Regions from separate parts of the Homo sapiens genome. Here region 1 is linked to region 2. The links are chromatin contacts, found by Hi-C in ENCODE. All regions are on one chromosome and are shown on one strand. The core of a region is the stretch at or near the end of the contact, and the rest is flanking DNA. Distances in the headings are between cores, read along the strand shown. Region 1 overlaps PIGU (phosphatidylinositol glycan anchor biosynthesis class U). Region 2 holds the start of GSS (glutathione synthetase).

Region 1 (7,770 bases), core at 1,104-3,603, 380 kb before region 2:
AAGTCCCTTTGCCATGTAAGGCGATGTCTTCACAGGTTCTGGGGATTACAACGTGGACATCTTTGTGAGGGGAGGGCTACTACCCTGCCTACCACACTGTACTTTTTCCCCCGTTTTAACTCTCTAGGGGTTATCACACAGGAGGATTGTCTGTTACTTTTCTTTATCTTTATCATATTTTTAAAAACTAATAAATATCATTTAAAATAATTAAAAGAATACCTTTTTAAAAAGAACTTAGCACTGTGCCTGGTTCCCAGCAGACACTTAATGAATGGAAGTTCCCTTCTCTTCTCTGATACTGACCTTCAGGAAATCCCTTCTCCCAAGTGACAGTTTTGAGAGACTTAAAGGGTGGAGAAACTCCCAAACATTTAGGCCATTTATATTAGTTGTACAACTTAGTAGAGATGCTATACTGGGGGCTCATGCATTGCAAGGGGCCTAGATGATACAGATGATTCTCAACTCCCGCTACAAAACAAAATCACGGCCGGGTATGGTGGCTCACGCCTGTAATCCCAGCACTTTGGGAGGCTGAGGCAGGTAGATCACCTGAGGTCAAGAGTTCGAAACCAGCCTGGCCAACGTGGCAAAAACCCGTCTCTACTAAAAATACAAAAATTAGCCAGGCATGGTGGCGGGTGCCTATAATCCCAGCTACTCAGGAGGCTGAGGCACGAGAATTGCTGGAAGTGGAGAGGCAGAGGTTGCAGTGAGCCGAGATTGCACCACTGCACTCCAGCCTGAGCAACAGAGCAAGACTCTGTCTCAAAACAAACAAACAAACAAACAAACAAAACAAAATGAAATCACACGGAGAGCCCTCAGACTAGTCAAAGTCTCTAGGGTGGGGTTCAGGCATCCATATGAGGTTTTAAAAGCTTCCCAGGTAATTCCAATATGCAGTCGAGGCTGCGAACCACTGGATTACAGCTGCAGCCCCTTACAGTCTGCAACAGAGATGCCACCCAACTGTGTCAAAAGGAGAATAATCAGGACACGGTAGTTCACAGTTCTTTGTAAAGCTGAATGTTTTCAAGTTACAGTTCATTCTTTATTGAGAAATGATAGGTATCATTTTGTTGTTGTCATTAAAAAGTCCTTCATTTTATAACATGGGGAAGAATGGCTGGTAGTTGATTGTTTTAATGTCTTCAGCAAAATAAAAAGCTGGCAATCTGTCACCCGAGTTTATTGAAACATTAGTGGTCTAAGAAATCCCACAATTTGGACACTGGCCTGGAGGGCTTGCAAGATCCTCTTTTCTAATCTGAAGTTTCTCAATTCTGGGTTTTCAAAGATGAGAGGCCAAAACCCTGACTCAAGCCTCCTGAGACCTCCCAGGAACAAGGAGTCTTGCAAAGGGACGTTTTCACTGAGAATTACTATTATTATTAAACCATGTTACTACCTCAAGAAGGAGAACAAATGCTTCCCACTCCTCTAACCCAACATCACTATGTACATTTCTCAGTGGTTCTTTCTGATCCCCTGGAAATTATTTTGCTGAAAAGAATACAGACTATTCCCAAAATAAAATGTTTGCAGCCTGCCAGACCAGGTGGTTCTTGTTCTGTGCCTCCAGCCAGGGACACAGATTTCAGACAGGGTGACAGGAAGGAAACCAAGTGCAAAGAGACGAGAGAAGCTCACTGGCAGCCTCTGGGTGCTATCTCGAAGGGCTGCAAAGATACATTCCCATGCGGCTAGAGAACCATCACCAGCATGCAGTTGGCTTCTGGCCTGTGGTGACCTCTGCAGGAATGGGGAGCTGCTATTCACTCTTGCTGGCTGACAGGCCAGAAGATTAAAGCTATATATGCCAGAGCAGATGGAGCTGGAGACCTGGGGTACGGGACAGCTTGTTCCAGGCATCAGAAAGCGTCAGAGGTGACCAGGGCCTAACAAGGTGAAAGGCTTCACCCTTCATCAGACTTGCGAGGCCAGATGGAATCAGGTTCCCCACCACATTCACTGGGTGGCTTATCCAATCTCTGGCACCATGATTGATGAACTGGAACTTCAGGCAAGCCACTTTCCCTTCAGAGCCTCAGGCATTCGGAAAGAAAATCTCACCTGAAAAATCCAGTCCAATCAGAAGGGGAACAGGGGGGATTTGGGGACTTCAAAGGCCATGGTGATATTCCCTTTCTTAAACGAGGTGCCAAAACACGTGGGAATATATTTTATCATGATTCTTTATATGTATATCTATCAACATTCTTTTATCGCTATACAATAGTAATAAAAACAAAACAAACACACACACAAATCCAGCCCTTTGGTAACTGGCTCCTTCTGCTGTACCATGCAGGCTGGCATGGGTTCTGCCAGCAGGCTGTTCCCTAACACCACAATTGTGCGTCTGTATGACTCATCCAAGCTCCAGAGAGTCCAGCGTCTGGGACCTACACTCAGGGAGGGGCCACGTTCCTTTTCTCCTCTCCACTGCACAGGAAAACAGAAAGGTGAATGTGGGAGCATGCATGTTAGCGCTGACAGCTAATGTTTAAATGGAATTCCTAGCCACATTAAATATATTCAACGTAGGCTTAAACACGTCTCAACACATACATCCCACTCATAGGTCCTAAGGACCAGGGCTGATGCTGCTCCCAGCTAATAATGATTCACAGTTGTCAAGCCCCAAGCAGGTTCTCCAAGCACGTGTACTCCCTGCTGCAGGAGCAGTGAAGCAAAGGTGGACAGCTACTGTTCTCTGCAGGATCTTCAGACAACCTGAACCTGCAGACTATGTGCCCTGCCAGCCAGCAAAAGCAACTATTAGATCATTCAGGTTTCTGGAAACCCCATCCTTCTTCTTTGTGCCTCCTCACCCCAGAGGGCATAAAATAGTTTATTCGTCTTGAAAAATATGTTTATTCTGATGACTCTGGCTACCAAGCCCGAAGCTCTGATCACGGAACTATGTGAGAGACTCCCCTGCATAATTATTACTCACGATACTAACTGCAGTGCTATTTACAGATATTCTTTCTCAAACTTAACACACTCATGAGTTATTTTCTTTATTTGATTAATGGAAAAATCAGATGCTCAGAAAGGTTAAATGATGTGCCTAAGAACACATGGGGCTCGTAATGGCAATGCCAGGAATCGGAGTCAAGTGACTCTCCAGACTGCTCAGCAAATGGGATGAAAGACAGTCACTGAGAGAGAAAGAGTGCCCAGTGTGGGATGGGCAACCACAAAAATCCATTCTACATTCTTGAAATCCACTATCACAAACTGAGGCATGTCCATGTTTTGGTGGTCTCATGGTTTGTCACTGGCCACTCTGCCGAGGGGCCCCAAGCTGACTCTCAACCTGCTGGACTGGGTGACTCTTGTCTGTGCAGAGAGGATGTCACCACAGAAGACACTGCTTCCTCCTCCCAGTCAGGCCAGATGGGTCACAGCCCCACTAGGCCATCACCTGCAGGCGTAGCCCTGGCTCAGCTGCCCACACCACTGTTTACCTTCACTCAGAGGCACACTCCTATAGGTAGGCTGCTTCCCACAGCTAGTCAGTTTCACTTCCTGGTTGACACCCAAAACAACAACAAAGATTCACTTCCTCTGAAGCCTGCACTCCCTAGTTCATTCTTGACACCTTGCTGGACACCCACAGCAGGCAAGGAAAGTTCAACAGCTCCCTTCCATGCCTCGTTTAGAGAATCAGGTGGTGCTGGGCCACTGACACTGCCTCTTTATTGGGGAGGTTTAAAAACCCGCTCCACAAATGTTTGCAAGGTCTTCTATGTGTCAGCTTCAGTCCTGAGTGCTGGGGACACAAAGGTGAATGAGTTGTGATATCTACCCTGACGGAGCCCCCAAACAATGAAAAGAACCCACCATAGAGGGCTAAGAGCACTGGGGGCCTAGGCAGCACAGATAGGTCACCACTAAGCCACCTCTGAAGAGGGGATGGTTAGAGCTTAGAGGGGTTGTCACAGTGGGCAGGGAAGTCTAACTTTGCCCCTCTGCCTTCTAGTAACCTTTGGGTGCAGCGCTGGGGAATGGTTCAAAGCCCAGGGCATAGAGTTCTGCTGTCTAGTATGGTAGCCTAGCTACATGTGGCTTCTGAAATTTAAATTAAAAATTCAGGTTCTCAGGCACACAAGTGGCTAGTTACCCTATTGAACTGTGCAGACAGAGGACTTTTTCATCATCATAAAGCCCTGCTGGACAGCACTGGGTAGGGGTTCACAGATCTGGATTCCAATCCCGGCTCTTCTAATTAGAAGTCACGTGACTTTGAATGAGTGGCTCTACCTTTCTGTACCTCAGTTTTCTCATCTGCAAAACGTGGATACTTACCTCAAAGGCTGGTGTGAAGATCAAATGAGCTAATTAATGCATGTAACACTGTGAGAGCCACAGTGGCCAGGTACACAGTAAGTGCTCAATAAATGGCAATTATTTTTATCATCACAAGTCCGCGGCACCTGGAAGCAGATATTGTGCTTCATGCCTCTGCTCCCCTCCTAGTGCTGCCAGCATAACAGGTGCCTGGTAAATGCCTATGAATTCCTTTTCCCTGCAGCAGTCTCATCCAGGCCCAGGCTGACACAAATCTGTGGCAGAGGCGGGAGTACTCACATCTGTAGAGATGGTTCCACACGGGGAAGAAGGCCATGTAGAGCGCCACGTCCCCCACTGTCGGGTAGGACTTAAAGATGGCGATGACAGCGATCTGGATAAACATGAAGAAGATGGGGTGCTCCCTGGGGCAGGGCAGGGGAAAGAGAGAGAGAGATGAGTCAGGGACCAGGCCTACCCTAGAGACTCCTGACTCCATCCTTTGAACCAAAAATAATCCTCAGGGGACTTCAGGAAGGGGCTGGCTCTGCTATCCACAAGGCATGGGCCAGGCCCCAGTAGCAGAGCAGAAAACTGCAGGGACCCAGAAATACCCAGAGGTGGTGAGGAGGGCCTGGCAAACACTAGGGAAACAGCCCACAGAGACATTTCCCATCAACAGTCCCCCTCTGCCTCTGCCAGCTCTGGGCCTTCCCCTAGGAGCCACAGAGGAAGAAAACAAATGAAGTCAGCATTCTTTATGACTGGGCTTAAATGACTGCTTGGCAGGATAATTAGGCAGCCTCCCTTGCCAGAGGCCCCTCTGACAATTGGACGCAAGGCAGGAAGTGCCTCCTTGCTGATGCCTTTTTTCTCTAACAACATGGTCAGCAGGGTCTACAGACCCATAGTGCGATGAACTTCTTTCCAGGAAGAGAACTGTGAACTGCACAGAGCTTTTCAGTTCTTAAGGGCTGGGACTATTCTTGTTAACTTAAACTAATAGCAGTTTCAATTATTATTTTAACCTAATAATAAGTGATAGCAATGGGTATCCTCTCCTGAACTCCCTCTGTGTAAAGTCCTTTTCCTGCATCCTCTCACGTGATCCTCACCACATCTCAACCACCCCTCAAGGCAGGCAATCCTGGGCCAGGCGCAGTGGCTCACATCTGTAATCCTAGCACTTCGGGAGGCTGAGGCAGGAGGATGGCTTGAGCCCAGGAGTTTGAGACCAGCCTAGGCAACATAGTGAAATCTCATCTCTACAAAAAATTTAAAAATTAGCCGGGTGTGGTGGCATATGGCTGTAATCTCAGCTATTCAGGAGGCTGAGGTGGGAGGGTTGCTGGTGCCAGGAGGTTGAGGCTGCAGTGAGCCATGATCAACCACTGCACTCCAGCCTGGATGACACAGTGTGAGACCTTGTCTCAAAAAGAAAAAAAAAAAGTAGGCAATCCTCTCACCTGTACTTCACAGATGAGGAAACAGATTCAGAGAAGTGCACTGACTGAGTAGGTTAGTAAGCGATGGAGTTGTCTCCAGAGCTCTTAATCACGCCCAATACCATTCTCCTGAGTGCTGATCACACTTCCAAGCTCTGGTCAGGAGAGAGTTGGGGGACAGAGCTCAATCTCGGTGCCCCTCCGAGAGCTGACCAAGTGCTAAAGGGAAGCCAACAGGGAGAGGCTGGATCTATACCCTCCTCAGCTACATTTCAACCACATGCACATGGCCTACTTCTGCACAGTACCTAGATGCCTAGCCCATGAAGGTTTTCTTCAGAGATTAATGACCTTTTTGTCTTGCAGGTCAAAGGTCAGGGTGACTCAATGGGTATGAATCTGAGATGTGCAGACAAACATGTCCACACCCAGAATGCTCCAGTGCTGCTGTGCAGCAAGTGCCTCAGAAACGCAGCTTGGCAAAGGCGTGCAGCCCTGTAGCCTCTAAGAAGCGTCCAGCTATAGCTCAGTGTGAACATCTTCCTAAACACAATCCACATCACTGGCTTCAGGCTTTTCAGGTAGCTGGTAACAACGGCAACATTTCTATGAAAAGGCTGGTGAAAATGCGGTGACAAAAAAACAGACTACAGCCTCCTGCAGCACTGCACAGGGACTGGGGTGGCCTGAAGGGCCCTGTTCCTACAAAGCTGGCACTGGAAACAAATCTTGCAGGGGGCAGGAGAGCTTAGGTAGAGCTTCATACCCAGGCAGAAGAGAAGACAGCAGGGAGAGCAGGTCTCTTCATATTTTCTGTCCCCACAACTGTGTGGGCCTGGCTTAGGTCATAAAATGGTGACATTATTGCCTAGCCAGGAGCAATGTGTGGCTTTGCATGCAGACAATAAAAGCTGCCGGAGAGCTGGCTGCACGGCCAGTGCGGAAAGGTGCCCTGGGATCCCTGCTCCTCTTCACCCCATGGCTGGGCCTAACCGGAACAAGGACAGGGAAGGTGGACCACAGACAGCTGGAGAGCTCAGCTGGGCAAGGCTGCCAGAGTTCCGGAGCCTGCCAGGCCATGGAAGGAGGGTGTTCTGTCAGAAGCCAGGCCAAGGCTGTGTCATGGGAAGGAAGCATCAGCTTTTGAGATTTTACAGAATGGGAACCACGTGCATTGGTGCACAGACCATGGAGAATGGCAGGAAGGTTAGGACAGAGAACTTGAGCTCTTGAAACCTAAATCAAACTCTTTCAGGTTCCCCAGACCATCTAGGCGTATCTGTACCTGTCTGTGTCTGTTTTCCCTTATCTGAAGCTAGGATAATAGAACCATTTCCGGAGGCTACTAAAAGCAATCTCTCCGGAGCTTGGCATGGTGCAGGGGGATAAGCATAGATTCTGGAGCCAGACAAACCTGAGTCTAAATCCCAGCTCCACTGCTTACTAGCTGTGTGACTGGGAAAATCATCCCACCTCTCTGAGCATCGATTTCCTCAACTATAAAATGGGAGTGATAAGAATCTAACGCCTACCTCCAGGAGTTGCTAGGTTAGGTATGATTATGTTTCAGAGGGTCTAGAAAGGCACCTGGAATGGAGCAGGCCTAACATCTATCAGCTCTCTTAGACTGCAGAAGAGGACTCCACACATCCTTTGGAGGGAAACAGATCAGGAGATTAAACAGTTGCAGGTGGCCAGCCTCCCAACTAAACCATCCAGAGTCCCTGTGGAGGACCTGTCACTGGGCTGTTGATGGAGACATTCCACCAGATACACTTTTTCCAAACACACTCCCCTCCACAACTCCTGTTCTTTTTTTTTTTTTTTTTTTTTTTTGAGACATGCACTTCCGCCTGTCATCCAGGCAGAAGTGCAGTGGCACAAGCAGCTCGCTGAAGCCTCAAACTCCCGGGCTCAAGTCATCCTCCTGCCTCAGCCTCCCAAGCAGCTGGGACTACAGGGGCACACCACCACACCTGGCTAATTTTTGTTGTTGTTGTTGTTGTTTTTGTTGAGATGG
Region 2 (7,629 bases), core at 530-3,029:
TAGGAGGAGACTTGTCAGAGGTCACACAGAAGCCTAGTGGCAGAGCCAGGACAAGAACCCATTACCTTGACATTAGAGTAATGAAACCCTCCATGAGCCCCCATCGTTCCACAACTCTGAAATTCCAACATCTGTTTGCTGTTGGGCTTTTATTTAGTTGGCAAACACTGATTTGCATTTAATGCCACTCCCTTGACTAGGTACTGGGGATATGGAGGAGGATAAGACATAAAGATAATCACCATGGGCCAGGTGTGGTGGCTCACTCGTGTAATCCCAGCACTTTGTGAGGCCGAGGCAGGCGGATCACCCGAGGTCGGGAGTTCGAGACCAGCCTCACCAACATGGAGAAACCCCATCTCTACTAAAAATACAAAATTAGCCGGGCCTGGTGGCGCATGCCTGTAATCCGAGCTACTTGGGAGGCTGAGGCAGGAGAATAGCTTGAACCCAGGAGGTGGAGGTTGTAGTGAGCCGAGATCGTGCCATTGCACTCCAGCCTGGGCAACAAGAGCAAAGCTCTGTCAAAAAAAAAAAAAAAGAAAAAAAGAAAGAAAGAAAAGAAATCAGATGAAGGTGCTAAGTGGGCCCTTTGTTTTTCTCATTCTACAGCCTCAACCCTCCCTTGGCTTTATTTATGTTTTGCTGATGACATTCAAATCTACATCTTCACAGCAATACTTTCCTACCTTCAAACTAGAATATCCAATTTTTTCCTGCGAGTCTCCATACAACCAGAATAGAATTTGTTGTTGTCTCCCACAAATCTGCTTCTTCTCTGATGAACCCCACCCAGGTACCCAAGCCTTGAGTACTTGTTTCCTACATCTCACTCTCCCCAAATCCTATGGATTTTGCTGCCTAAGTATATAGTACTTTGAATTCCTTTATTTATCTCCATTTCCAGAGTTTGTAGCCTAGCCCCGGCCACTGTCATCTCTTCCCTGGGCGTGAAACAGATTCAGAGTCAGGTGTCTTCAGTGACCAGGATATGTTGGCCTCTGTCCCCCTTCCAGGACTTGGCACGTGCTGTCTTCTCTTTGGAACTCTCGCCACCACTCCTGATCTGGGCTCGCGATTTCGTTCCGGAAGCTGTCCCTGTTCTCCGCCCCGGGCTTCTACATTCTACAGCCCATCACTTTTCCCTGTACCGTAGGAACAGTGTTTGTCTTGATCACTTCTCTACCTAGTAATTAGCCGCGCTTAGTACTGTATTCATTCATCACATGAATGAATGAAGAATGAATGACAGACGGGTCAGATCACCGAAAGCCTCAAAACGCCCACAAGGAAATCGGTCGCACTTTATCGCCAGGACTTAGGCCAGTGCCTGGAAAGGCCCCGAGGCAACGACACGGTCGGCTGCCCAGGCTGGCCCCACTTCACGGGCCCGCTCGCTTCCACCCTGGACAAAGTTTGGCCCTAATCGCTCCCCGTTGTAGCTCTAACTGGCTCCAGTCTCACTGGCCTACATGCCCCGACACCGGCCCGATCTAAAGGCAGAAGATCCGGAAAGTCTGGGATCAGTGCGCGCCAGCCCAACCCCCTCACTAGACACTAGTTGCCCCGCTCCTACGAAGGGTTTCAGCCACAAGGTCTCCCGGCCTCCGGAATTCCAATCTCTTGCCAGACCCCTCCCTCACATCGTTCCTCCCGAGGAAACGTGACCCATGCCGGCCGCCGTGGCCGCCCCAACCTACTAGTTCGCCTTTCCTCCGCGAACGGTTCTCCCGGCCCTCGCGCCGCTACCCAGGCTCAGGGGGCGGGGCCTCGATGCGACCCAGTGCGCTTGCGCTGACCGCCCCGGCTAGGCTTAAAGAGCAGGCGGGGCAGAGACCCATACCTTTGGCGCTGAGTCGAGGCCAGGAAGGGGCGGTCGATGAGAGGGCGGCCTTAGCATTAGGAGTGCGTCGGCTGCACCCTGGCGGATGGACCTTGGGAAGGAGGGGAGGGGACCATCGGGGTCGGCGGGGAGCTACGGGTATGCATAGCTCATAGAGCGTCAGAGCTGACGACGACTAGTGGAAGATGGGGAAACTAATGCTCAGAGCGGGACAGTCACTACCTCAGGGGCACACAATTGATAAGGGTGGGGGTGGCCGTGGTAATGGAGGCCCCAAGGAGGGGCAGGGGCCCATAGTACGTCAGGGGCTGAGCCTGTATTAGAACCCAGGCTTGTTTCCCAGCCCAGCCAAGTCCCAGAAAAATCCCCCTGATTTTATCTATTTTTTTTTAACCTGGGATACCAGCAGGGAAAGCATTAGAGGCAAAAGGAAAGGATTTTCATTTTTCCAGGAATGCTGAAGTCAGGACTGTTTGAGGGGAGCCCTGTGTTTCTCAGACTCTCTTGTACCGTTTACATCAGGATCTGGGGCAGTTTTTAAAAATATGCGGATTCATGATTCCTACCCCCCACCTCATTGCTTGGCAGCCCCCAGGTGCCTTCCCTGTTTCTTCCTTCTGGGTTGTGATAGGCTTGTCTGCAGTCCGAAGCACCTGATACGAATTTTAGTTAAATGGAATGTATCAGTCCAGCTTCTAGGGAATTAACCATAAATAAGACACAGCCACTGCTTTCAGTCTGATAAGATAGGCAATAAACTGCCTTTCTGAAGGAATCAGGGATGGTTTTTGGGGTCTTGAAGGATGGATAGGAAGGTATAGGTAGTGAAGGAGGTAGGGGTAGAGGTGAGAGGCTGGGATGGGGACAGTGTTCCAAATTGCAGGAACAAAAGCAGCAAAGGCTGGCTGGGTGCAGTGGCTCAGACCTGTAATCCCAGCACTTTGAGAGGCCGAGGCAGGTGGATTACTTGAGCTCAGGAGTTGGAGACCAGGCTGGGCAACATGGCGAAACCCCGTCTCTACTAGAAATACAAGAATTAGCCGGGTGTGTTGGCCCGTGCCTGTAATCCCAGCTACTCGGGAGGCTGCGGCGTGAGAATTCTTGAGCCCCGGAGACGGAGGCTGCTGTGAGCTGAGATCACGCTGCAGCACTCCTGCCTGGGTGACAGCGTGAGACCCTGTCCTAAAAACAAAACAAACGAGCAGCGAAGGCATATAATTCTGAGGGTTGCTCGGCTTGTTTTACAGACACTGAGGAGTTTGGTGTGGATAATGAGGAAGGGCCTGAGGGTTGCAACAGGACTTAGGCGCTTAGGCTTGGAGAGGTAGCCTCAGACGCCAGTTCCACTGAGCAACAGGAGCTAAGGGCTTTAAGCAGGGGAAGGACATGGTTAGTTTTGTGTGTTAGGCACTGGTTACAGCGTGACAAATGGTTTGGAAGTGGGGAGATGGGCCAGAGAAAGCAGAGAGAGTTAAGATGTGAGATCATGAGGCTGTAGCCAGTGCAGCAGCTGTGGAGATGGAGCGAAGCGAACAGATCAAAGAAATTTAGGAGTGAGAACTCCTAGTGATCGTAAATCAGTGGCCCAACCCAGGGACCAAGATCCTTTTGACTCTTTTTTTTTTTTTTTTTTTTTGAGACGGAGTTTTCGTTGTTGTTGCCCAGGCTGGAGTGCAGTGGCACGATCTCAGCTCACTGCAACCTCCACTTCCCAGGTTCAAGCAATTCTCCTGCCTCAGCCTCCCAAGTAGCTGGGATTACAGGCGTCCACCACCACACCCGGCTAATTTTTGTATTTTTGGTAGAGACAGGGTTTCACCATGTTGGCCAGATTGGTCTGAAACTCTTGAGCTCAGGTGATCCACCCGCCCCAGCCTCCCAGAGTGCTAGGATTACAGGCGTTAGCCACTGCGCCCGGCCCCTTTTGACTCTTTAAATAAACCATGTACATTATCTGACTACAGGACAGGCTGAGTCCTCCAGTCTCCCGTGTGTGGTCACGGGATGGGGGGAGATGGTGGCAGATAGGTGTCTGGTTATTCCCAGAACAATGTTTCCTGATGTCCTTTCCTCGTTGGCTTTTGTACCTGAGGGGATAAGCAGCTGTTAACTAGAATAGGCCCCAGGTGGCAGGAAGAGGCTCCTGGGTCAACCAGGAACAAAAGAAGCTATTTCTAGTGCAGCATGAAATTAAAAATCAAAAGCATGACCCAGGGTTCTCTGTGCAGGTTCCCCTCTTCCAAGACGGGTGCCAAGTGATGAGTATCAGGTGTCTATGGTGAGATTTGGGGAGGATCCCAGACCTTAACAGCCCTTTGGTTGAAACCTCTCACAATGTGGCAGGTAAGATGTCTTTATTCCCATTTTGTAGATGTGGCAGCTGAGCCTCAGAAGTTACGTGACTTGTTCAAGGTGACCCAGTTTGTGGTAGGACTGGGAGTGAAGGACTCTTGACTAAGAATCTTTCCAGGGAGCGTTTGCCCTTTCTGCACTCTCTGCCTGGGTGCTTTCCTCCAAAATCCTGGCATGACTGGCTCCTTTGGTCATTCAGATGTTTCATCCCTGGAGGCTGCCCCACCCTATAAGTCTATCACGTTATCCTTTTCTTTTTTTTGAGATGGAGTCTCACTCTGTTGCCCAGGCTGGAGTGCAGTGGTGCGATCTTGGCTCACTGCAACCTCTGTCTCCTGGGTTCAAACAATTCTCCTGCCTCAGTCTCCTGAGTAGCTGGGATTACAGGCACGTGCCACCATGCCCGGCTAATTTTTGTATTTTTAGGAGAGACAGGGTTTCACCATGTTGATCAGGCTGGTCTCAAACTCCTGACCTTGTGATCCGTCCGCCTCTGCCTCTCAAAGTGCTGGGATTACAGGCGTGAGCCACCGTGCCCGGCCTTGTATTTTCTTCATAGCAGTTATTCATATCTGAAATTGTTGCTTTTATTTGTTTGCTGTTTCCCTCTGCTAGAATGTGAGCCCCATGAAAATGGGCCATGTCTGTCTTGTTCACCACTTTACCCCCAGGACCTGACTGGTGCCTGCCACGTGGCAGATGCTCAATAATATTTGCTAACTGATGGAAATAGTTTGGGGAGAGAGAAAGAGAAGGAAACCAACATTTAATGAAAGCTGAGGATGTTTCAAGTACTTCTCACAAATTACCTCATTTAATCCCTTCACAGCCTTTCAAGGTAGAAATCGTATCTCCATTGGGTGAATAAGAAACCATGCTAAGTCAGGTCAAGTCTGTGGTTTGTTACTTTTGAGGCTATAGACTCGTCTGAGATCCATTAGTATAAAATTTTGCATCAGCTACGTGGAGGAATTCACAGACCTTCTCAGGCTCACTTGGGGATCTCAGATCAAGACACATAGGATTGGGGAACTTGCCCAGGGTCTTTTTGGCCCCAGGCCTTTGCTGGATCCTCACTCCCTGGCAAGGATGGAGTCCATGTAGTGGACTGTAGGGAACCTGCTGAAGATTCCGGAGCAGAGGGAGATGATTTGCCCTGAGCCTCTGGTGTCTCAGACCTGAGTTTGAATCCTGACTGTGCAGAAGTCATCTCACCTCTCCGAATCCCACTTTCCTCATTTTATTTTTTTTCTTTCTTTCTTTTTTTTTTTTTTGAGATGGAGTCTCTCTCTGTCACCCAGGCTGGAGTGCAGTGGCACGATCTTGGCTCACTGCAACCTCTGCCTCCCGGGTTCAGGCAATTCTCCTGCCTCAGTCTCCCGAGTAGCTGGGATTACAGGCACATGCCACCATGCCCAGCTAATTTTTTGTATTTTTAGTGGAGACAGGGTTTCACCTTGCTGTCCAGGCTGGTCTCGAACTCCTGACCTCGTGATCTGCCTGCCTCAGCCTCCCAAAGTGCTGGGATTACAGGTGTGAGCCACCGCGCCTGGCTTTCCTCACTTTCAAAGTGAAATCTGTTTTTTCCTAACAATAACTACCCTTTATTGATCTGGTCGCTAAGTGTCAGGTACTTGGCTAATGACTTTACAGTCGTTATCTCACTTTCCCTTACCTCCCTATCACATCAGTATCTTTATAGCCTCCATTTTACAGCCGGGGAAAGGAAGGCTTGAAGAGGTATCCTGACTTGCCAAAGATCACAGCAGCAGTGTCAGCCATGGTGTTCCCACATATGTACCTTGGGACATGCCATGGGCTCAGACTTCCCAAAGCTAACTGTTGAATCAATTTCATCCTCTGTTCTTGGGGTTTGTGGGAACATTTGGGTCTGAATTAGGTGAAAAAAGGTATGCAGGGATGTACTTCACTGTGAATGGAGGCCAATCCCTTAATTTTGTGTCTTGCCTTTCTCCCTGCGAGGGCCTCTCTCCAAGTCTGGACTGTGGGTTTTTTTTGTTTTTGTTTTTTTGAGATGGAGTCTTGCTTTGTAGCCCAGGCTAGAGTGCAGTGGCGCCATCTTGGCTCACTGCAAGCTCCGCCTCCCGTGTTCATGCCATTCTCCTACCTCAGCCTCCCGAGTAGCTGGGACTACAGGCGCCTGCCACCACGCCCGCCTAATTTTTTCTATTTTTAGTAGAGATGGGGTTTCACCGTGTTAGCCAGGATGGTCTCGATCTCCTGACCTTGTGATCCACCCGCCTCAGCCTCCCAAAGTGCTGGGATTACAGGCGGGAGCCACCGCACCCAGCCACTGGACTGTGCCTTTTGATTGGAACATCTCTGTCAGCCCCAGGGTCTGCATCACACATGGTCTGCATCTGTGCACATGGCTACTGTCTCTTTTTAGCAGTGATATCACCCTGCCTCATACTGTTGTTTATGAGGCCATCTCCCCACCTGGCTGGGGGCCACTGCTTTGGCCATTCAGAGTGGAATTCCTCTGTCTTCCAGCCCCTAGCACAGGCCTGGGCCAGCATTGCTGCTCAGGAAATGCCTGTGGAATCAAAGTGAGGACTGTCCCAGGTGTTGAGGATTTACTGTATGCTAGGCCTGTCCCTGACACTTTATATGTGTTATCTCATTTACACCCCCACAGTCATCCTGGGAGGGAGAAGTTACTCTGCCTATTTTACCGAGAAGAAACAGACTAATTGAAGTTGGGCTTTGCCTTAGGCCCTCTTGTGGTGGTTGATGGCACGAGGGCCAACTCTAGGGTCTGTGCCCTGGTCGTGTTTGAGGTGTGTGGGCTGAAAAAGGGAAGACACACTTCAAGGCTCCAGGGATCCTCAGAGACCTTCTACTAACAGGTTCCCAGTCCGGCTCTCATTTCATCCGTGAGGACACAGAAGGTTAGAAAGGGGAGATAACTTACTTATAGACCCTCTTCTCCACTTGTTATATACTTATGTATCCACTTACTTTTTGGCAGGATGGATCTGTTTTGACTCAACATTGTACCACCCATGTAGCCCAGTGCCTAATCCAGGTTGATGCCCAGTAAATACTTTTACATTTTATTTATTATGAAACCACTGAGAAAGGTATAAAAATTAACAGAACAAATACCTGTGTACCTACCATCCAGCTTGCAAAATAAAACACTGCTAATATAAAGACCTTTTTGTTTCCCTCCATGACTGACCCCCCAACCCAAGAAGTAAAGACTCTCCTGATTTGGTGTTTATTATTCCTATGCAATGTTTATTGAGATATAATTCATGCACCATAAAACTCCCCCTTTAAAGTGTGCAATTCAGTGGTTCTTGGTATATTTACAAGATTGTACAACCATTACCACTGTCTCATTCCAGAATATTTTCATCACCACAGAAAGAAACCTCATCCCTATTAGTAGATACTCCACAATTCTC

What was found. Hi-C counts contacts between places; a loop is a spot of excess contacts on that map. Pooled maps may share reads with other maps.
Region 1: a loop to region 2 is called in a map of mammary epithelial cell, with 18 times the contacts of the local background. The contact joins the enhancer-like site here to the promoter of GSS in region 2. A Hi-C loop is called at or near these places in 3 of 168 maps with a recorded cell type or tissue (IMR-90, mammary epithelial cell and posterior vena cava) and 8 of 50 pooled maps.

The regions. Positions count from the first base shown.
Region 1 is chr20:34,576,943-34,584,712 of GRCh38, forward strand. PIGU (phosphatidylinositol glycan anchor biosynthesis class U) reads right to left here. Exons shown (of 12, transcript NM_080476.5): 10 at 4,606-4,730. Among named protein-coding and RNA genes, the nearest start is that of MAP1LC3A, 22 kb to the left of the region's middle. RefSeq lists enhancers at 6,253-6,754, 6,755-7,254. Within about 2 kb of position 2,354, at least 13 of the 41 ENCODE cell types and tissues checked have a DNase peak (open chromatin) inside an H3K27ac peak, as active enhancers do.
Region 2 is chr20:34,954,027-34,961,655 of GRCh38, forward strand. It overlaps GSS (glutathione synthetase), which reads right to left and starts at 1,780. Exons shown (of 13, transcript NM_000178.4): 1 at 1,701-1,780. It overlaps MYH7B (myosin heavy chain 7B), which reads left to right and starts at 1,842. Exons shown (of 45, transcript NM_020884.7): 1 at 1,842-1,981; 2 at 4,072-4,186. RefSeq lists enhancers at 1,588-1,687, 1,928-2,107.